4 separate regions of the Mus musculus genome follow, and all the other regions are linked to region 1. Evidence: chromatin loops called from intact Hi-C (ENCODE). Cell type or tissue: left cerebral cortex. All regions are shown on one strand. Region 1 overlaps Ppfia2 (protein tyrosine phosphatase, receptor type, f polypeptide (PTPRF), interacting protein (liprin), alpha 2). Region 2 overlaps Ppfia2 (protein tyrosine phosphatase, receptor type, f polypeptide (PTPRF), interacting protein (liprin), alpha 2). Region 3 overlaps Lin7a (lin-7 homolog A (C. elegans)). Region 4 overlaps Ppfia2 (protein tyrosine phosphatase, receptor type, f polypeptide (PTPRF), interacting protein (liprin), alpha 2).

Region 1 (5,000 bases):
TGACGTTTCAGCGCCTGATGTGGCGTGACAGCTCCTGGTTCTTTGCTCGCCCATCACCCCATTACTACGCCCGAGATGGGCAGTGACTAGGCGTGAGTTCACTCTTGCACTTGCGCATAAGGCTTGTTTACTATTTAGGCGCAGTGGAAGCCAGCGCTATCTTATAATGGCGATTGCTCACAGCACGCACGCGATTGCTCACGGCACGGCTCTCCACATATATATGTGTGTGTGTGTGTGTGTGTGTGTGTGTGTGTGTGTGTGTGTGTGTGTATGTATATATACATAATATATATAAAAAAATCTGAGACCCTTAACTTATTCACACCTCCAACTTCTTTTGCCATGTAAAGTAAGTAAAATATTTACAAGTACCAGAGGTTAAGATGTGAACTCCCTTTGAAGCCTCCTTATTTTGCCTACTGCAGGATTTTTTTTCCCCAATGACTCCTCAGTAGCAGCGATATTCATTTATTACTGGATGTAATGAGTTAGGTTCTACTAGTCACATCCAAAGAATGTGCAAAACTGGAAGCAGTGTGGCCTTGCCTTCTGTAAGGTGTGCCCTAACTTGCTGGGTTCTGAAACGTGAGTGTACTGGTGATAGGATCTCATCTTTGTTACACCCAAGCCTCCCTGCTTTCTTCACAATTTTAAAAAGTCCGGTCCCTCAGTTGTTAGGAAGTTTTTATGAGTTATTGAATATATTTACTGTAATTTAATTATTTCATACATTATTCAATATACTAACAAATGAAAGGAAGGGTATGCAATGGAGAAGGTAGTAGACGGCATAGATGATGGTATTTAAAGATTAGAGGTATTCATCTCGTTCCAGTTAAGACGACTTTCTTTATGAGAAAATTAAAAATGACAGCAAATTCTGGCAGAGATACAAATAAGAACAAATGCTACAGAGCGAGCAACCCTGATCACTGTTAGTAGGGGCATAAAATCCTGAAGCAGGTATGACGCTGTCTCCTCAAGCCAATATTAATCTATCATAACACCCACCTGTACCACTGCTGAATGCCAACCCCAAAGATTCCAAATCTTATCACCAGGACACTTGCATCTGGGTTTGCCCATCTATGTATTGCTGCTCTACTCACAAAAGAAAGGGATGGAAATCTACCTGGCTGTCCATTAACAGCTGGTTAAAACGTGGCCCGATGTGCACAACAGAAAGAAAATAAAATTATGACTGTATGGCGTAGGCAGCCAGAGCCCTTTCTCCTTAAATAGAATAGACTGCTTCAGATCCCTCAACGTGTAATGGGAAGGCAGGAAGGAAGGAAGTAAAAGAAGGAAAAAGGGATGGGAGGGAGGGAGGAAGGAAGGGAGAAAGGAAAAAGGGAAGGAGGGAATGAAGGAAGGAGGGAAAGATGGGGGAAGGGAAGAAAGGAAGGAAAGAAGGCAGGAGGGAGGGAAAGAGGAAAGGAAAGAGGTAGGGAGAGAGGGAAAGGAGAGAAGGAAGGAGGAAGGTAAGAAGGAACACACTGTAGTATTAAGGTAAAGGGGTCAAAGAAAAGGAAGCGTTGCATATTGAATACTGGGAACGTTTTGTCAGCTGGAATGCAGAATCATCTCACATGATTCTTATCATACACTGTCATGTGTCCCCAAGTTATCACTTTACAAATCAAGACTCTAAGCCTGATGAGAGCAAAACAAAGGTAGCCCAGATTCATCTAATTCTCAACAGCTTTTGTGTCTGACCATATTGGTATTATTCATCATGCCATCGTTGAGAACAGAAGCATGATCCTGGGAGCTGGCTCAGGCTATTCTCTGGGTAAGAGTACCCACCTGACCGTGAGTCTTGGAACACACATTGGAATGTGAGCACCAACTCCTGAAATCTGTCCTCCATGTGTGCTGTGGTTGGTTTGCATCTGCAGACACACACACACACACACACACACACACACACACAAACACACACACATTAATGATAACTGAAACTGTCTTTTTGTAAAAACAAAACAAAACAAAACAAAACAGAAATTCTCAGTTAATTATGTTACATAACTAAAATATTTATATAATAACTTTAGTCTTTCATCTATATAATGTTATACCTATCTCACTAGAATTTTAGTCTGTAATATCAACTAATTATGATAACTTTTTGCATTCATAAATGCTCATTATTTAATCAAATAAACTCTTCTCTATTTGCTATAATATGTTGAATAACTTCACTGTATCATGTACAAATTTTAAAAATATCATGACTTTGCTTATTATTCAAGTGAAGGTATATTTATAAAAATTTAACTTAATGTAAAGTTAATTTTTGATATATACACAATATATATTATGAAGAAAAGTAAAATAACAGCATGGAACACCTTTAAAATATTTATTTTAGATTTTGAGATTATGATATGATTCCATATTTCATGTCCTTTTTTCTCCTTCAAAACTTTCAATAATACCTCTCCTTGTTTTTTTTCAAACTCATGACCTCTGTATTCACTCATCATTGTTGTGTGTGTGTGTGTATATATATATATATACACACACAATGATGTTGCTATATATGTGTGTGTGTATATATATATATATATATACACATATACATGTGTGTATATATGTATATGTATCTACAATAAGCCTTTATACATAAATACAACCTATCCTGTAAGTTGTCTGTATAAATGATGGATTATTCCAGTACTCATAGTATTTGTTATTAGCTAATTTCTTTTTTTTTTTTTGTAGTAGTAGTAGTAGTATCACATTTGGCCACAAGAGGGCAACCAATGAAAACATTTTAAAATTTAGAAAATCTTCGTGGGTGTTCTCTTAGATTTAGTGAAGGCAGCACTGATACCAAATTTAGCAATGGTTACTGCATCAATCTATAAAGTCATTGTATCTCTTCTAGGCGGCATAAAGAATGTTCCAACTTATTGAAATTTAATGTCTTACTCAAAGAAAGAAAACCTGCAGAGAAAAATGAGCCCTACCCATTCCTGTTGGTTGTGGTGTTGATTGACAGCTAGCAACAGATACGCCCCGTGTATGTCTGAGACTGATGTCCGATTATATGTTTCTAGTTGTGCTGCCTTGGATCAAATAACAATTGGCAGTTCTGTGAGAAGGTTGTTAATAAAGGTTATTTATTAACGATTGTCATGAATTTTGTTCACCCTTTTGTGACCCTTTGTGGAAGGGGGCTTGTAGTATTGCCCTGGTTAGTTCCATGAGGCAAGTAAAAGGGACTGTCTGGCAGAAAGAGAATAAGTCTTGAGGAAGACAAAAGGCCAGAAAGAGGAAAGGAAAACAAAACAAAAGAGTTCTTTGTTGGCTGGGTTGGGAGAACAAAACAGAGTTCCAAGTCAGTAGTGAATGGGGGTGGGGCTGTGGAGTAAACATTTAATAAGACCCCTGGGCTCTCCCATGTCTCCGGATGTTTGATGTTTTTTCCTGAGCTGGATTTTTCTCAACACAGCTTTTCTCTGGAAGACAAAGGAACCAGCACTCTGAGACCGCAGCGCTTTGAGCTCTGTCCCCACCCATATCTTCTAAGTTCCCTCACACTAACAATACCATTACCTACTTTCAAACAAGTCTCATAATAACCAAAGCAAAAAAAAAAAAAACAAAAAAAAAAAACAAAAAACAGGATCCATTATGGATTAAAACATGTTGATAGGAAAGAGGAGACTGATTATGCAGGCGTGTACTGCTGATGCTCATATAATAGACCATAAAATAACCATGTTTTACATCAACGAGGAGAAAAATATTTACAGGATACAGGATAATTTACAATGAATACTTCAAAAACCACTTGCTCCCCCTCCCACCTTAGCACTCACCAAACATTGTATTCCATTGGAAATGCACCTAGCTTTTGCTCTTAGGAAAATGATGGAACAGTGTCCCCTAATTGAATTTTTGAAAGCAGGTGTCCTTCATGATAGGATCGCTGTTAGTCTTGCCAAGAACAGCATGTTCAGTTCCAAATTACACTTTTATTAATTTCATTATTGTTTGAAGTGCTTCCCTGGCAGCCTGACTCAAAGTGTGTGTGTGTGTGTGTGTGTGTGTGTGTGTGTGTGTGTGTGTGTGTGCATGCATGTCTGTCTGTTTGTGTCGCTCTGTCTCTCTCTGTGTGTATGTATACATATATGTGTGTGTGCATGCATGTATATATATGTGTGTATGTTTATATATTTTTTCGTGTATTTGGTGTCTATATATATGTGTGTGTGTGTGTGTGTGTGTGTGTGTGTATCTGTGTGTGTAGTATGTTGTATGTGTTTATATATATGTGTATATTTGTATGTGTATGTGTGCGGGTATATATGTGTGTGTACATATATGTGTTGGGTGTATATGTATGTATGTATATATACATATATATTAAATGTCATGTGTATATGTATGTGTGCATATTATTATACATATATATAATGTCATGTGTATATGTGGTATATATGTGTGTGTATCTGTGTGTGTCTGTGGTGTGCAAGAGAGAGAGAGACTGAGACAGAGACCAAGACACACAGAGGAAAAGATTCTATCTGTTTCTCAACATGTTGATTTTATTACAGGATATAATAATAATCAAAGTTTGACCTTATAAATTTTAATTTGGGTGTGATCATTTTGGATTGAATATTTTATAGGATTATACATACATCTCTAGTTTTATAGAGAATTACTTCAAATTTTGATATATTATAAGCTGACATACTCTACATCAACAGAAAGTTGTCCTTTGATATTGTTTGACTCTCAGATCTGGAAAATACCTTCTTTTTCTATCAGTCGAGAACACTTTCTGTGAGCTTTTACACCTTTTTATTTTTCTTTTTGTCCTTTAACCTGGAATCTTCTGTATTATTTAATGTTTCTGTAATTAAGGACATGCAAAGCAAATTATTACCAACCATTTTGTAAATGACAGCAACATGAGTTGATTATCTAAAGACCTATGGGTCAAACTTACAGAAATAACAAACACCAGCTTTTTTTTATCTGGC
Region 2 (5,000 bases), 320 kb after region 1:
TTCTCAAAATGGTACAATGAGACAAACATTTTGTGATACAAAATTTGGTCTCATTAGTCATGGCCTGCAATATATAATCATTTAGCTAAAATAAGAGACTTTTCATAACACTGTTTATAACATCCAACACATAGCATAATAATTTTCTCAGAAACTTAATAATTTACTAGCTCATAAATGACTAATATGTTCAGTAGTGCTTGCTGCTTAGCTCTAGACTCATGAGTAGAATTTATCTTGAACTATTTGCAATTTTTTTCCTGCATGTTATTCTAGTTCATATTTTTTTTAGTTTTAACCACTAAAAGGAATAAAAATATTAACAAGATAATAAAAGACAATATTTATTTTATTTTAGTGAGAAATTAAAATGGTCATTATGAAAAGTAAGCCTAAGTATACTTTATATTAGTCTGTTGTGTCAGTAATAGTAATGTGAGATTTGTTTCTATGTGATGTCATGGCTGGAATCTATAGTGTAATACATACTGCTCATACAGAGACATCAAATATGCTGTTTTATGTTCTATAATGATCAAAGAAAAGCATCATTTTTTAAAACTCTAAAATATATGAACTAGAATATAAATCTATCCTATGGAATATGCCAACTCCACCCAATTTAAAAATTAGCAACCTAAAGAAACTTGAGAAGGCATGCTGACATTTTATACCACTTATAGTACACCCATATTTTCCCTGAAGTTGAATAAGGTCTACTTCATGCTCCTGAAAATATAAATAAGTAAATAAGTAAGTGGAGACTAGTAAATGTCACACCATCTACTCTAAGTTACATCCTCCATACCGTTCCTTGTGCTGGGGTTCTAGGACAGGCCTATACAAGCTGCATGGAGATATCTGCCAGTGCAAAGGTGTGGGGTCTATTGGCTGGGAGTTGACAGTGAGCTCATGCTGTATGTCCCCTTTCAGATGTCATCTTTTCAGTCTACACGACCTAAAGTGCACTACCACCTAGGAAGACAAATGGAGAAGCCTTTGTGAAGACTGAATCCTAAGGGAATAATATAAGTAACGGTTTACCAAACATTAAATATGTGACTCTGGGGGGAGTTGGGTATTGAGTCTGATTAGTTTACTATGATTGTAATAAAAATGCTTAAGTTATCTGATATAAGAGCATCATCTACGTCATAACTTCCGTACGTCTGATGCCTTTATGAGATGGAACCACTTGTTTTTCTTCATGTTGTAATATAATAGGCATTTATGTATTGCTGTGTACCATTTCTTTTTAAATGTGTAAGTCTTCTGTAAATGGATATAAATATGATTTTTTAAAAAAATAAAATATATGGTTCATGGAGTCTCGAGTGCAAACTGAACAATTCCAAGTACTGTTTGTATTTTACCATTTCACCATTTATACGGTTTTTTGAATTGTAATGGTCAATCAATATGTTCCTTAGAAGTGTGTTTCATGCTTCGACATGCTTCTCCTTCAAGTCTGTCAAACCTTAAAGCTGAACACCTGCCTCTGATCATGTGATTAAACCTGGAGCCCAAAATGACCTTTAAAGGCCATCAGGGATGTGACACCCTCTCTCTCTCCTTACAGAAGCACTGTGATGGCTCAACCTGTTTCAAAAGAAAACAAAGCCAAACTGTTTACAAGAGTCAAATGCAATGATTTTAACAATTTATATTATGAAAACCATTACCTAATTTTGTTGCCTGTGGACCAAGAAACACACACACACACAAACACACATGCATATACACACACTTTACTAAAAACTACATGTTCATTCAAATAGCCAACACTGGACAGTGAATGTCAACCATTGTAGAGTCTGAGTTCCATTTCCACTGGGGTGTGGGGTGGAGGGGCAGAACCCCATAACCTACCCCCATTTTAAAAATCACTGTTAACAGGGCATTAGCCAGACTCAAGTCTGTTATTACGAGCCTTTAGCTGAAATAACCATTTTTTTGTGACTTCCCTGAATTCACTTTCATCAGAGGAAATAAAGACAGAATGATTAACATATATAGTGTATAAAAAGTAAAGATGAGTAATCTCTTCCTTGTGGCTTTATTCGGTGGTGTCACTGCTGTTTATTCTTTATTGATATGGGAGATTTCAAAGTGGAACCTATTTAATAATACCATTGATCTGTTTCCCTGCTGCTTGGTCTTAATGCAAGACCCGTCATTAGTAAATTATTATTAATTTTTTGTATTTCAATTCGTTGTATTTGCACGTACATTTGTTTCGATGTCTATTTTTGTTGAACAGATTCAATCAAACGGTAATGGTAACAGAAAACCTCTCCATTATCAATAAAACAACAACAACAACAACAAATGCCTCCAGTTTCCTGCTTAAGCTTTGTTTTCTAGTAGCCTGACATTTAACGATTTATTTCGATTACCAAGAAAATCATTCAACGATTTCAAATGCGATTCTATTCAAAATTGAGTCTGCCACTAGAGGGAGGTCTAAACCAGCTGATAGAGGTGGCTTGGCTTTTTTTTTTTTTTTTTTTTTAATGTTGCTTGAGTAAAGACAATGTGAAAGAACATTGAAACTCTCGATTCATCAAAATGAAATAGATAAGAGAAACTCTGATACCTGCATGGCAGAAAGATTTATACTCGTATTTAGATACCTGTGTGACAAACAGTTGTGCATAGCTGTAGTGCAACCCTTGTGATAATTAACTTACAAGGAAGAACATTTTATTTTGTCCCAGCGCATTTGATGTTCCGTCTCAAGAACCGGCAGTCTGCAGGCTTTGGGGTCGAGTGGCGTGGTCGGAAGCCTGTACCAGAGGAAACTGTTCACTTCCTTGACAGGAGACATGGAGCCCGGTGCTGCTGCTGCTCAGCTCGGGACACATAAGAGGGCACATTTCTGTGACCTGAACACTTAGCATCAGCATTATCCTGGCCACGCATTCAGCACAGAAGCTTTTGGGGGAATAATCAATATCCAATTAGGTAAACCACTCACACTGTCACCTAAAGCAGTCTCGTCTTTTTAGAAATCACCTACAAAATACTGATCATCTGTCATAGACCCCGATAGTGTGATACAAAGTATCAAATTACTTTCCTTGAGAATTATGTAAAATATTGCTTAATGTATAAGAAAATTGTAGTCAGCTATATTTCTGGGTGTTTTGGTTTTGGTTTTCCCCTTTAGCCATCAATGTTAGGAATTCAAACATGTTAGAATATCAGATCGGACCCTTTCAAACACAACTTTATATAAGTAAAACAACCTTTTGGCGAATAAAACAAGTTTCACTTTTAGCTAGTTAGTGTATTTTTTATGGGGAAAAATAAATTGTCGCACTCTTTAAATATTAAAGGTACTTTTATTTTCATTTTTGCAGGTGTCTTACAAATTTAAAAATTTCATAAAGTACAAGATCACAGGGACACCATCAAGGTGAATTTAAGTGTGGTCACATTTCTTGGATTGTATCATTGCGATCAAAGACACATTCAATTCAAAATATTTTAGATGTGATTTGACAAACAAGACAAAACAGAAACCTCATGGGGAGATTTTAAAATAGAAAGTTCTTTAATTTTCTCCCAATGTTTTAAGCAGTCTGATGACTTCATTTTAGCACCACAGCCGTGATAACTGCCTCTATCTGCAGGAGAGATGGCTTTCCTCATTGAAACATAAGAAAAACAGCTCCTTCCCAGGTGTGAGAAACTGTGTTTTTTTGTTTATTCATTTGTTTTGTCAGTTTTATTAATTTATTTTTATAGATTCTCTCTACGGGAAAATAACCCATGCTTACTTGCTGATGTATCCCCTCAGATCTGGGAAAGAGGAAAATCTACATATGATCCAAAGATGAAAACTTTACTCAATTCTTAGATCTGCCTGAGTTTATAATGGGCAAATACGAAAATGACAAACTTAAAGTACCTGGTTCATGTCGAGAAAGTAATGATCTGTATTTTCATGCTAACATATTAAAAATTATTGATTTGTAATCCCCACAGTTGTGAAAATGGATAAAATGTATATATACAATTAATAATTCAAGAAACTCAAGAGCTTCAAGTTACAAAATGTCAGTTGGTTAAATTCGGAATACCAAAATAATTAAAGATGATAACAAACTGTTTTTAATATTACCAATAAAGAAAGTAGTTTAATTAATAAAACTTCCCTTTGAGAAGCCATTCATTATCCACTCTGCAGCCCAAAGTTGCCTAAAAATGAGTCTTTATAATATATATGACAAGTAATAATATTTATGACAAGTAAGTTGCCATCTGTTAGTTCTCACCTATATTTCTTGTATTTGGATTTATCTGTTAGGACACAGACCAAAGAGGCCTAAAATGAGAGCCTTATGTAAGATATGCATAGCTTTTATGACCAGTAAATCCAAATATATTGTTACTTATCCATTTTTCATCTATTTGGACTATTCTGTGAGGACATCATGCTCTTCATAATATTTCCAAAAAGCTGAAGAATTGAGAAACTCTTCCAAGACCTCTCAGAGGTTCAATAAATACAGTATACTTTTTTTTTAATTAAGTGTACGTTCTAAAAAATAACACATGTAGAGCTCTAAGCTAGTTAATCAACTACTACTTCTTACTCTAGCAAATGGATATATTTCTTTAAACTTAATAAAGCCTTATCTCCAATTTTTGAAAAGACTCCATCATTTTATAGAAGAAATGTATGTTAGACCATAATTTTAGAATATTTAATATCTTTTCAAATTCAAATTAAAACTTGCAATACAAGTAAATGTTTGGGGTTCTCTTGAAAACAAGAGGCTCTTGCAGTAAGGTAAAGCCTCTCTCCTGAGCCATATTTCTTTGGGATCTGATAGGGATGGCCCTTGCTGGAATATATGATTTCTAGTATTTAAGGCTATATATTGTTCTTAAATCACTTGTTGGATTATGCACCACAAGAACCACTATAAACTCATTGAGCACCAGTGGTACAGCTCAGTAGAAGAGTGCTTATCTAACATGCACAGAACTCT
Region 3 (5,000 bases), 780 kb after region 1:
CTGTTGACTGTGGTATGTAGTGGTCATGGCTGAAGTCTGATCTAGTGAATGTAGCCATAGCTCAGCATGCTTCCCTAGGGTGCTCTCTATTAAAGGATTTAAGTCATTTGATGCAGAGAAGAGAAAGTTCAGGAGAATAATAAGATCTCCAGGCAACTTCCCGTTGTGCCAGGTCCCAAATAACAGAGCCAGGCCCAGTGCATGGAGGTTTCAGGAGAGGCAGAGTCCAGTTTTCATAATAAAGGCCCTGTATACACATAAAGCTGTCTAAATAGAAGGAGAGTCACCCATAAAGGATATATACCTATTGTCTGGTGCTTTCATCAAAGATTAGAAGACCATCTGCCATTCAGTATTTCAAAATGCAGGTGCTGTGTGCATAGTGCATCAGGCTCGAAGGTCCCTGCCACATCTGTGCCGCCCCCTGGGAGTCTATCAATTGGGATGATATTTTTGCTGAGTCTCACAGTGAACACTAGTGGTCCAACACAGACCACCCTATATCCTGGAGCTGAATATTAGTACAACCTATAGTCTCTGGGTTCTATTCTTTCCTTAAATGAGACAATTAAAAGTTGGCGACTCTGTACTTCATTGTATTTAGTCCCTTATAGTTTTTAAGCATATTTTCATATTATTTTCCCATCTGTTGCTCAATACAGTCTCAGAAAATGGGGAAGACATTTATGGGCGCATGCACACACACACGCACACACAAGTGATTGCACTCAGATAAACTCTGAGACCTACAATAAACACATGAAGTAAACTTCAATCTTTACTGTGATGTTATTTGATTATCAAGTGTAAAATGTGATGGTTTGAAAAATCAGTCCCACTTAAATCTGAATGAGCTCGTTGGCTACATCAGCATGAATTTCCTGGGGTTTATGTTATTTTATAGTCTTATAAGATGTCAGCGTGCTGCAAAGCTGGGTAAAAGGTACAAGAGAGGTCCCTATATATTTCCTTGCCCTTTTTTTATAAAGCTACAATTATTTTGTAATTTTTTAAAGGAGAAACTCCCAAACATTCATCCTCGATAGCCGACTAGTACTGTGGGGACAAGAGAAAGGTAGGAGCAAGGAAGCAAAGGACAGAAAGAAAGACCAAACAGAAGCATGAGAACCTCAGTCGTATGCCCTATTGAGAAGAGGTGTGTCTAGTTTCTGAAATCCAATCATCCTTCCAGAGCCCCCTGGCAGGACAACTGTAATAACATTTGCCTCTCTCCATAGTCAAACCTCAATCAAGTTGTTGGTGCACTGTATGCACATCGCTAATTACTTTTTGAGCATAACAGATGAATGAATAACGATGTGGGAAAGGAAGGGAAATAGTCATCTTGGTACCTGGCCTTTTTCCCATTTTATAAATGCCTATGCCAAGTTAAGGGTGAGAGTCGTAGCTCAAAGTAGCTAGGCAGAGCGCTGTCAGGTGTACTGTGAAGACTAATGAAGAATTAGACCTGTGGTTAAAGTTGTAGCTCAGTGCTGAAGTATTTGCCCAGTATGTTCAAGGCCCCCCGAGTTTGGTACCCAGCACACACACAAAAAAAAGTTATAGCTTCCCAACAAAGAAACTTAAAGTCAAATCGTATTCATTTGCTCTTTGCATAAACTTTCTAAAATAATCAAAGGGGGTTTTAATTCCTGTGAAATATATCACAAGATATTTCTGCAAGTTTAAGTCCTACAAAAAAAAAGCCTTTCACCATGGACAGCAATAATTTTTCTCTATTGCTTCATGTCCAGTCAAAGAACAGGCCCCCTACATAGTTCAGTGATGCTCCATAAATATTTTTTGGATGCCAGGCACCACGGTAAGGACGTTACATAATGAGTGGATTATTTTCCTCATAATGATGTTTTGTGGCCAGTGCTGTTAATATCATTTCCATTTTACAAATGAGGAAAATGGAGAACCCTAGCACCCTTTCCAAGCTCCTAACAACTATCGAATGGCAGAGCTGGAGGCTCTGACTCGGGCCACCTTTACCATTTAAAAGCAAATAAATATTCTAGTCATAAATAACGCGTGCATGTGATAGAAAAGGACGAAGACTTCTTAACCTTTACGGGCTTACACTTGCCGTGAGGAGAAGGTGAAGTGTTCTCATTGCTACTCTTGACCTTTCGAAAGTTTAGAGCCACAAGAAAGGTCGTAATATTTTGAAAGAGAAGTGCCCTTTCATTTAAATGTCTCGGAGTACTGAGGAGTGAGGAACAAACATTCAGCCTGATTGTGTCTAAAATTGTATCATACCTTCCTGGTCCATCACTGCACCTTTTTTTTTTAACTGGGTACCTCAGTGAAGCTTGAACAGCCTTCCCTCAGGAAGGTGAGCAACCACTGCAAACCCATCTGAGTCTTAGAAGGGTTGGCCATTGGCTTGGGGCACTTGGACCCTCTGTTCCCCTATGGGCTCAGTGTGAGCATCCCCAACTTAGTTCTTGGATTTCAGGTCTGGAATAAAGCTATTCTCACATCCTCTCTCTGCATGTGAGCCATTTGCAGGTTGCTAACCACTCTTGACAGCCAAGCGTGGGAGATTGCTTGGGCTAGAATTAAACAGGAGAGCAAACTGGAATCTCAGTTATGTGTGGAATATTTCTGTTCTCGGGGATGACATCATGGGATCGCTCCCATTGGTGAAGGAGCCAAGAGATGTGCAGTTCTGCCTTATGGCAGTCACCTTCTGAATGACACAGCCATAGCTAGGCTTGCGACCTGGAGCTGGCCTTACACTGCCCCCATCTGTCCAAGTCACCTCATGACAGAGATCTTCAGTTTATAAAAACAGAAGGAAATACTGTACCATCATGCTACAAATGGCTGTATGGGTCACAGGCTAGACGTGGGTTTGATTATTCGATTTAGTGCCTGGTGTAGTCCTTTCCATAGTTGTTTCTACCATTTACTGTTTGGGTTTGTCCTCACTAATGTTCCCTAAACAGTGCTTTTCACCCATTCAGTTATTTGTAGAGCAAATATTATGTACCAGCTGCCAAACTAAATCCTGCATACAGATCAGTGAGCAAACCAAACGTCTTGCAGCTCCCTGTAACTTTGTCTAACAGATTGTAAGAAGGCAGTGTTGATGATAGCAAATATAGTGCATACAAACGTATATGTAAGTAACCATGATGAGCTACGTCAGTATTTTCTCAACCTAAGGAAAGTTGCCCCAAAGATTCTGTCCAGCTCCACATTGGTTAGAATGATCTGATTTTCCCTTTAGGAGGGTATTACAATTATATATGTATTCCTTAGAGCACCTGTAACAAATGGCCACATACTTGGTGGTTTAAATGACAGGAATTGACTCTATTGTCACAGTTCTGAGAGCCAGAAGTCCCAAATAATTTTTGCTGACCCCAAGCCAACCAGCCAACAGATCTGTGCCCCACCTGATCTCAAGGAAATAATCTGATTCTTGGCTTTTCCAGTCTTTGTGGGCTGTCTGTGTTCTTCCAATTGTAGCTTACCCATTCCGGTCTTCTTCTCTGTGGTAACATTGCCTCCTTTCCTATACCAAATCCCCCTCTACTTCCACAGTAATGGGACACTTAATGACTGCAGTTGGCAACCACTGAGATAATATGGCACAATCTCAAGATTAATTTTCTCAAGATCTTGAACATTTGTAGTTTTCTAAGATGGTATGTTTTCTGTTCTTATCTATTCTTCTCTGTTTCATGTAAACATCACAAACCCAGAAATGCCTTCCCCGGCTAAGAATTGAGACCAGTTTTCTACGATCCATGGCAACATTGGTTTTCCCATTCTCAGGCAGCATGTATGCCTTCTTTTCCACTATTCCCTGGGCAAGTTCTCACTTTCCTTCCCAGTTCGAGTCCTCTGCTATTTTTTCTTCTTGCAGTAGGCACCATCCAATGATAACCATAAGTCTCTCTTCCACTTTATGGTTGCAATGTGATATGGAATATGTATTTGAAAAGATGAAGCTCTTATTTGACTGTGTAGTTGAATGCTTTAGGTATTTGGGGTCCTTTGTCCTTCCTAGGCACCGGGTGATAGCATGTGAAGAACCCAAGGTGATACTTAAGGGTGTAGCACGGCATCATCATCAAACCCTGACTGATGTAGAGGAAAGGAAAACAAAAGAAAACAACCAAAGCGCTCTGAGACATAACAATGAAAGCTGCTTTCAACACTTTAGGAATGACCTGTTTAATAACATGTAGGCTATGATTAGGGACTTAATGAACACATAATTTATTACTGGAGTATGGGGAGAGATTAAATGACATTACCAAGGTAAGAAAGCACATGCTCCCCAGATTTTTTTCCCATGTAACTCAAAGGAGATCAGGATGACGTAGACACAGTCTGTGAACTAAAATAAGGCAGAAAGACTGATCAAGATCCAACCACCAGACCCTTACCAGCTGTACGCCAAAGCTTTCGTTTTGTTTTTGACAGAACAAGAATCTCAACTCGGTATATCGACTCTGAAGTTCTGTGATGTGCTAAGAGTTTCTGGTAGTTCCTGAAGCTGTTCACTACGAAATTAGTTCCATTAGTTTTTATCTCTATTCAATTTTTTCTTAATAAAAATTCTTCCTATGCATCATTAAATCACTTGACAAGAAGCTAATATCTGATAGTTGCAGTGTAACACTAATTTTTGTTGTTACAAATAATGGAAATTACATGGCTTTTTTTATACTTAACTCGTATCTTCAATGTTTTTGAAAGGACTGGTTGACTTTTTAAAGATATTTATTATTTATTTATTTATTTATTTATTTAACACTCCAGGTTTTATTCCTGTCCCCCAGTATACCCTCTGACTGTTCCACATCCCATACCTCCTCCCCACCCCCTGTCTCCACGAGGATGTCCCCAATACCCACCACCCACCCAACCAGACCTCCCCACTCCCTGGGGCCTCCAGTCCCTTGAGGGTTAGGTTGATCTTCTCTGACTGAACCCAGACCCAGCAGTCCTCTGCTGTATGTGTGTTAACCTTTTAT
Region 4 (5,000 bases), 300 kb after region 1:
AGTGAGATCATAAAGAGCTTTTGCTTCCAACAATTGATCTGATGGCATTTAGAGAAATAGCTCTCAACTCTGACTAGACTTCTCTGTTATTATCGGAAGTGCTAATTAACCTCGACATTAGAAAACAGGTTTCTGATGTGAGGAAGGTGTTGAAAACATGCTTTTAGCTTGTTGCTAAGAAACAGTTGACACTGATCTCCAGCCATTTGTTGTTTAGGTCAAGAGGATTCCTGTTAAGTATAAATGGCAGGGTATAATTTTGCTGTGAAAGATATTTATAATATTATAGTTACTCTGATGCTGTTCTGAATAAGAAAAGTTATAATTAGAGATTATTTGTCTTAATCTCATGAATGTGTTATTTCACTTAATTATTTTTAACTATATATATGATGGAAATTTTTCTTGCTATATAATTGCAAAAACAAGCCAATATGTCTTAGATTACCTAACATGAACAAGCAAGCTTATGCATTTATCTGCATCTTCATAATGTGAAGTTGAAAACTAGTTATGAATTGTCATTTTTGAAGAACATTTATCTCTTTAGTCTAAAAAAATATTCATTTAGTAAAAAAAAAAAGTTGGACTACTGGTATTAACATGTCTACATTACCCACAGCAGGTAATCAATCATTAGGAATCTATAAGTACACTAATAGTAAAGGCAAAATCAATACATTTTCAGGGAAACAGAATATGAGACAAAGTTATAATGGAAAATAAATATTAAAAAATCTAGACAAAAAAACTATGAAGATAATATAAGTTGTAGTATGGATAAACGTCCAAAGAATGTATTAGAAATTATTATTACTTCTGCAGTTAATAACGTCTAAAGGGCTTTGATTTTACACAGAATTACTGGAAATAGCAACTTAAATGATTCAATGATTGTAGTGGGGCAAAAGAAATTAAATAATTTAAGATCTCTACATTATCTAGAAAATAATAAAAGGGCTGAGATATAGAAGATTTTAATAAGTTGAGAATGTGTACATTAAGTTTTATTATAACTTGCGGCAGAATAATATAAACTAGAAGAACTGTACTAAAGAGATAGAATAAAATTAAAAAGAAAATATACAATTATAAAATGGTAAGAATAATGAAAGGTAAAGACATGAATAATGATGATAGATTTACATTGAGATATCTGAGTAATAATATAAGATATATGTACTAACTAAAATGTTCAAAACAGAAATTAAAAATTGAAATTGACATGGTATGTATAGAAGATACACCATAAGATAAGAACAATGGAGAAACACATATAAGTATTAGTCAGAGCTAAGACAGGCTAATGTCAGAATGAGATCCATGACTGAGAAAATAAATAGGACAGTAGTATCATTTTGAGTAAAAGTAACTTTTTTTTTTTTTTTTTTTGGCCAGATGTATCTGTTTCAGAGGCTTACTGCTCAATAAGTTCACCTTTTCTAGATCTTTCTGAATTTTGTCAGCTGATTCAACTCTTCTGTTCTTGGAGGCTCATACTCTTCTCCAAGCTGACTGATTCAAACTGGTTTCCCTCAGCTTCTCGCTGTACTGTTCTGTTTGGCCTCAAACTAACTCTAGCAGTCTGTTCTAATCTTCTGGCTCTTTCTCATTCTCTTGTTTTATCTTTATCTGTGTCTAGCTTGTTTTCTTTGCAACCTATGTATAAATTTGTCTGGGTAAAAACTGCCTCCGAACTCCACAAACTGAACAGTCACCAACAGCTCCACCCACCTGCACTTACTCCCGATTGTTTTAGTGAAAGTTGGGCCTGTGCTATCTCTGACTCATCCTGTCAAATCTTTCTCTGATTCATCACTTTGTCTACCCCTCAATTAGACATCACTTTCAAACATGGTTTCTTCCTTCCACAAACTAATCCTATGTTCATTGTTAGGGATAAAAGAAGTATACTAAGGATGTGTCTCTAGTCCAGTCAGACCTTACTGCACTGTAGCATGTGCCTGAATTCCAGCAGTATCATATAGATTCAGGAGGACTTTGAATGTGATCTCTTGCCAGAGCAGCCATGTTATGCTACTGGATTAAAATTCCTGTATAGTTTTGCCCATGCTAATGACAAATAAGTAAGCTAGAACAAGTTAATAAAAGTTTTGCAAACTGTAACTATGTAAATATATATACACACATACATATATATTAAGTGTACATTTTACTCAAGAAAAATACTTACAGATATACAGCTATCAGTTTCCCACTAGGAAATGCTTTGATCTTTTGTCTACAAGTAAAGAAAGTCTTTTATATTTTCTCATCTAATCTTTTATTCTTTATATAAAGCATTATAGTCTATAAATGATTTTATAGATTTTATGCATCACTCTGCTGACTCATAAAAGAAACATATGATAATATAAATGAATTAAATCTTTTCTTTTTTTCAGATTTTGCTTCAAACAGGCATATAAGACATTTCATCTGTAGGTTTTATTTTAGGAAGTTAATGTTAAAAATGTTTTCCACTTCATTAAAATGCCACCTTTAAACAAAGAAAAATCAACTTTGTGGTGTGTGTCAATGTACACACCACAGTTCTTTTCATTTATACATTATTGGGAAAATAGTGACTTAATAATACCAAAGTGTCAATGGACTTTCTTTATTATGCTGCTACTATGTTTTAAATGTAATCTCAGTAGAAAAATGGTATCTAATTATAAGCAATAGTGAAGTAGTAAAGGAACATTTCAAAGAAAGAAGAGATTTAGATCCATAATGCTATGAGAGACAGAGAGAGAGAGAGGCAGACAGACAGAGAGAGAGAGAGAGAGAGAGAGAGAGAAGGAAACACACACACACACACACACACACACACACACACACACCACGGAGAGGGGGGCAGGGAAAAGGAGAACTATCCCCATCTGGTGGCAAAACATGCAACTGCAGATAGACCCCGGGGTCCTGATTTAATAGTAGCAAGAAACCCTTTCAGTGTTCAGCATGATGCATATGCTGTCATTGCAGTAACAATAAGCATTCTGAAAATACCAACTCATTGCAGGATGTATTGCAGCAGAAGTTGATGATTAAAACAGTGTGTTTGTGTAACAGAAAGGAACCAGTGGCTTTTAAGGAGCAGAGATATTAGCATAAATGTGACTCGGCCAGATCCCTGTGGCTAGGATTGTGTTGGTTATGCCAAGTATCGTATCTTGACATGTTGTGTGTGTCTCTTTTCCTAGATGTTTTAGTGTGGAGCAATGATCGAGTTATTCGCTGGATACAAGCAATTGGACTTCGGGAATATGCAAACAACATTCTTGAGAGTGGCGTGCATGGCTCACTTATAGCCCTGGATGAGAACTTTGACTACAGCAGCTTGGCTCTATTGTTGCAGATTCCAACACAGAACACCCAGGCAAGCATGCTCCTTCGTGCTGCTCTTCACTGGGCCTTGGTTAATAACAAATAAAACCTTTAAGAAAGTGAGGGCTGTGAATTTACTCTTGTTTTTTATTAAATTTATTTTATTTAACACATATAAACATAGTAATATGTAAAATGAGATAATATGAAATATATATGTATATATTTTTTTAAAATAATATGATATATATATATTTAACAGAGTACTGTTTCAGTTCAATTAGACATATATTGTGTCTTAGAGTTTCTATTCCTGCACAAACCAAGAAAAATGTTGGGGAGGAAAGGATTTATTCAGCTTACACATCCACATTGCTGTTTATTATCAACGGAAATCAGGACTGGAACTCAAGCAGGTCAGGAAGCAGGAGCTGATGCAGAGGCCATGGAGGGATTTTACTTACTGGCTTGCTTCCCCTGGCTTGCTCAGCTGCTTTCTTATAGAACCCAGGGCTACCATCCTGGGATGGCACCACCCATAATGGGCCCTCCCACCTTTGATCACTAATTGAGAAAATGCCTTACAGCTGGATCTCATGGAGGCATCTCCTCAAGGGAGGTTCCTTTCTCTGTGATAACTCCAACTTGTGTCAAGTTGACACATAAAACCAGCCAGTACATATAGTTTCTCAGACATTTTCATTTTGTTATGGAAAAACTTTTAAACCAGCCTGGCTTTTCTGCACACACTTTATCTGTGTACTCAAGAACAAGAGCCTCTTACCTTTAAGCCAAGCCTTGTATACACAGTAAGATCTAAGCCAGCCAGGGATATAGATAAGACTTGTTAGAAAGAAATTAGAATATTTCTTCTAAGTTTAGTAGTTCAAAATTTATTATGGTTACCTGCAATTGTACTGATTACTTGCTCCCTTCTGACATTGTGACCACTGAGTACCTTGCTTTCAGTCCACCTTTTATCTACTCTATTAACCACAATCCTACATTCAAAATCTGTGAGCTCAAATCTGACATTTGCCCAAGATATTGTGCATGTGTCTCTTTGCACCTGGCTTGTCCCATTTAATAGAGTCATGATTTATTTCTGATGCTGGAATTTTAATTATAAGGTAATGAATTGCTATCTAAACACAATCTTAAAATTAGAAAAGCAGACTTGGAGTTTGTGTGGTAAAATCTCCTACCTGAATACCATGCTTTCCCAATACAGCATGTGTAAGTGATGGCTGTTGGTCTCTACCTCTCTAAGGGGAAGTCCCTCTCTTTATATATCTAATTATACTTACATTTAGCTGAGTGTTCCAGTTCTCCCTAAATCTAGGGAATTGTATGATTCAGCAGAGTTCCACACAAGTAAAAATATCTCCAATCTGCTTTACAGTCCATAAAATAACATTTTAAGAGGGACAGAACAGGATCCTTAAATATGTGACTTTAAAGTGGGCATGGTGCTGTGTTGCATGCCTGTAATTCTATAAGTTTGGTGGCTGAGGCATGGAGACCACTAGTTCAAAGCAAATCTGGGGTAGGGTCCTTCTATCTTTTTGGGTTCATAGAAAGACTGTCTCAAAAAAAAAAAAAAAGTAAGAGAAGAAAAGAGCTAAAAACAACTAAACAAACAAACAAAAAATCTATTTTCATTTCTGAAC

Evidence for each region. A loop is a pair of places that touch in the nucleus more often than their neighbours do. Peaks named below come from ENCODE experiments on the same cell type or tissue, not always from the same donor. Only the 100,000 strongest peaks of a DNase experiment are listed, where the experiment ranks them.
Region 2: it touches region 1 in a loop (4-fold over the local background); 3 of 42 quality-filtered maps call a loop at or near these places.
Region 3: it touches region 1 in a loop (3-fold over the local background); 9 of 42 quality-filtered maps call a loop at or near these places.
Region 4: a loop joins it to region 1, with 5 times the contacts of the local background. A loop is called at or near these places in 10 of 42 quality-filtered maps.

The regions. Positions count from the first base shown.
Region 1 is chr10:106,606,484-106,611,483 of GRCm38, forward strand. The region is part of intron 3 of Ppfia2 (protein tyrosine phosphatase, receptor type, f polypeptide (PTPRF), interacting protein (liprin), alpha 2); the gene reads left to right. Among named protein-coding and RNA genes, the nearest start is that of 4930532I03Rik, 6.5 kb to the left of the region's middle. In left cerebral cortex, a CTCF peak has its summit at 2,764 (motif pointing right); DNase peaks (open chromatin) are centred at 2,841 and 2,943; H3K4me3 peaks cover 559 bases; H3K27ac peaks cover 501 bases.
Region 2 is chr10:106,930,190-106,935,189 of GRCm38, forward strand. It overlaps Ppfia2 (protein tyrosine phosphatase, receptor type, f polypeptide (PTPRF), interacting protein (liprin), alpha 2), which reads left to right. Exons shown (of 32, transcript NM_001205341.1): 32 at 934-3,279. It overlaps Acss3 (acyl-CoA synthetase short-chain family member 3), which reads right to left. Exons shown (of 16, transcript NM_001142804.2): 16 at 3,328-5,000. Among named protein-coding and RNA genes, the nearest start is that of Acss3, 190 kb to the right of the region's middle. In left cerebral cortex, a CTCF peak has its summit at 2,446 (motif pointing right); DNase peaks (open chromatin) are centred at 2,474 and 2,694; H3K4me3 peaks cover 323 bases.
Region 3 is chr10:107,387,050-107,392,049 of GRCm38, forward strand. All of the region lies in intron 4 of Lin7a (lin-7 homolog A (C. elegans)), which reads left to right. Among named protein-coding and RNA genes, the nearest start is that of Myf5, 97 kb to the right of the region's middle. In left cerebral cortex, a CTCF peak has its summit at 2,769 (motif pointing left); DNase peaks (open chromatin) are centred at 2,624 and 3,033; H3K27ac peaks cover 568 bases.
Region 4 is chr10:106,910,359-106,915,358 of GRCm38, forward strand. It overlaps Ppfia2 (protein tyrosine phosphatase, receptor type, f polypeptide (PTPRF), interacting protein (liprin), alpha 2), which reads left to right. Exons shown (of 32, transcript NM_001205341.1): 28 at 3,207-3,382. Among named protein-coding and RNA genes, the nearest start is that of Acss3, 210 kb to the right of the region's middle. In left cerebral cortex, a CTCF peak has its summit at 2,935 (motif pointing left); DNase peaks (open chromatin) are centred at 2,994 and 4,711.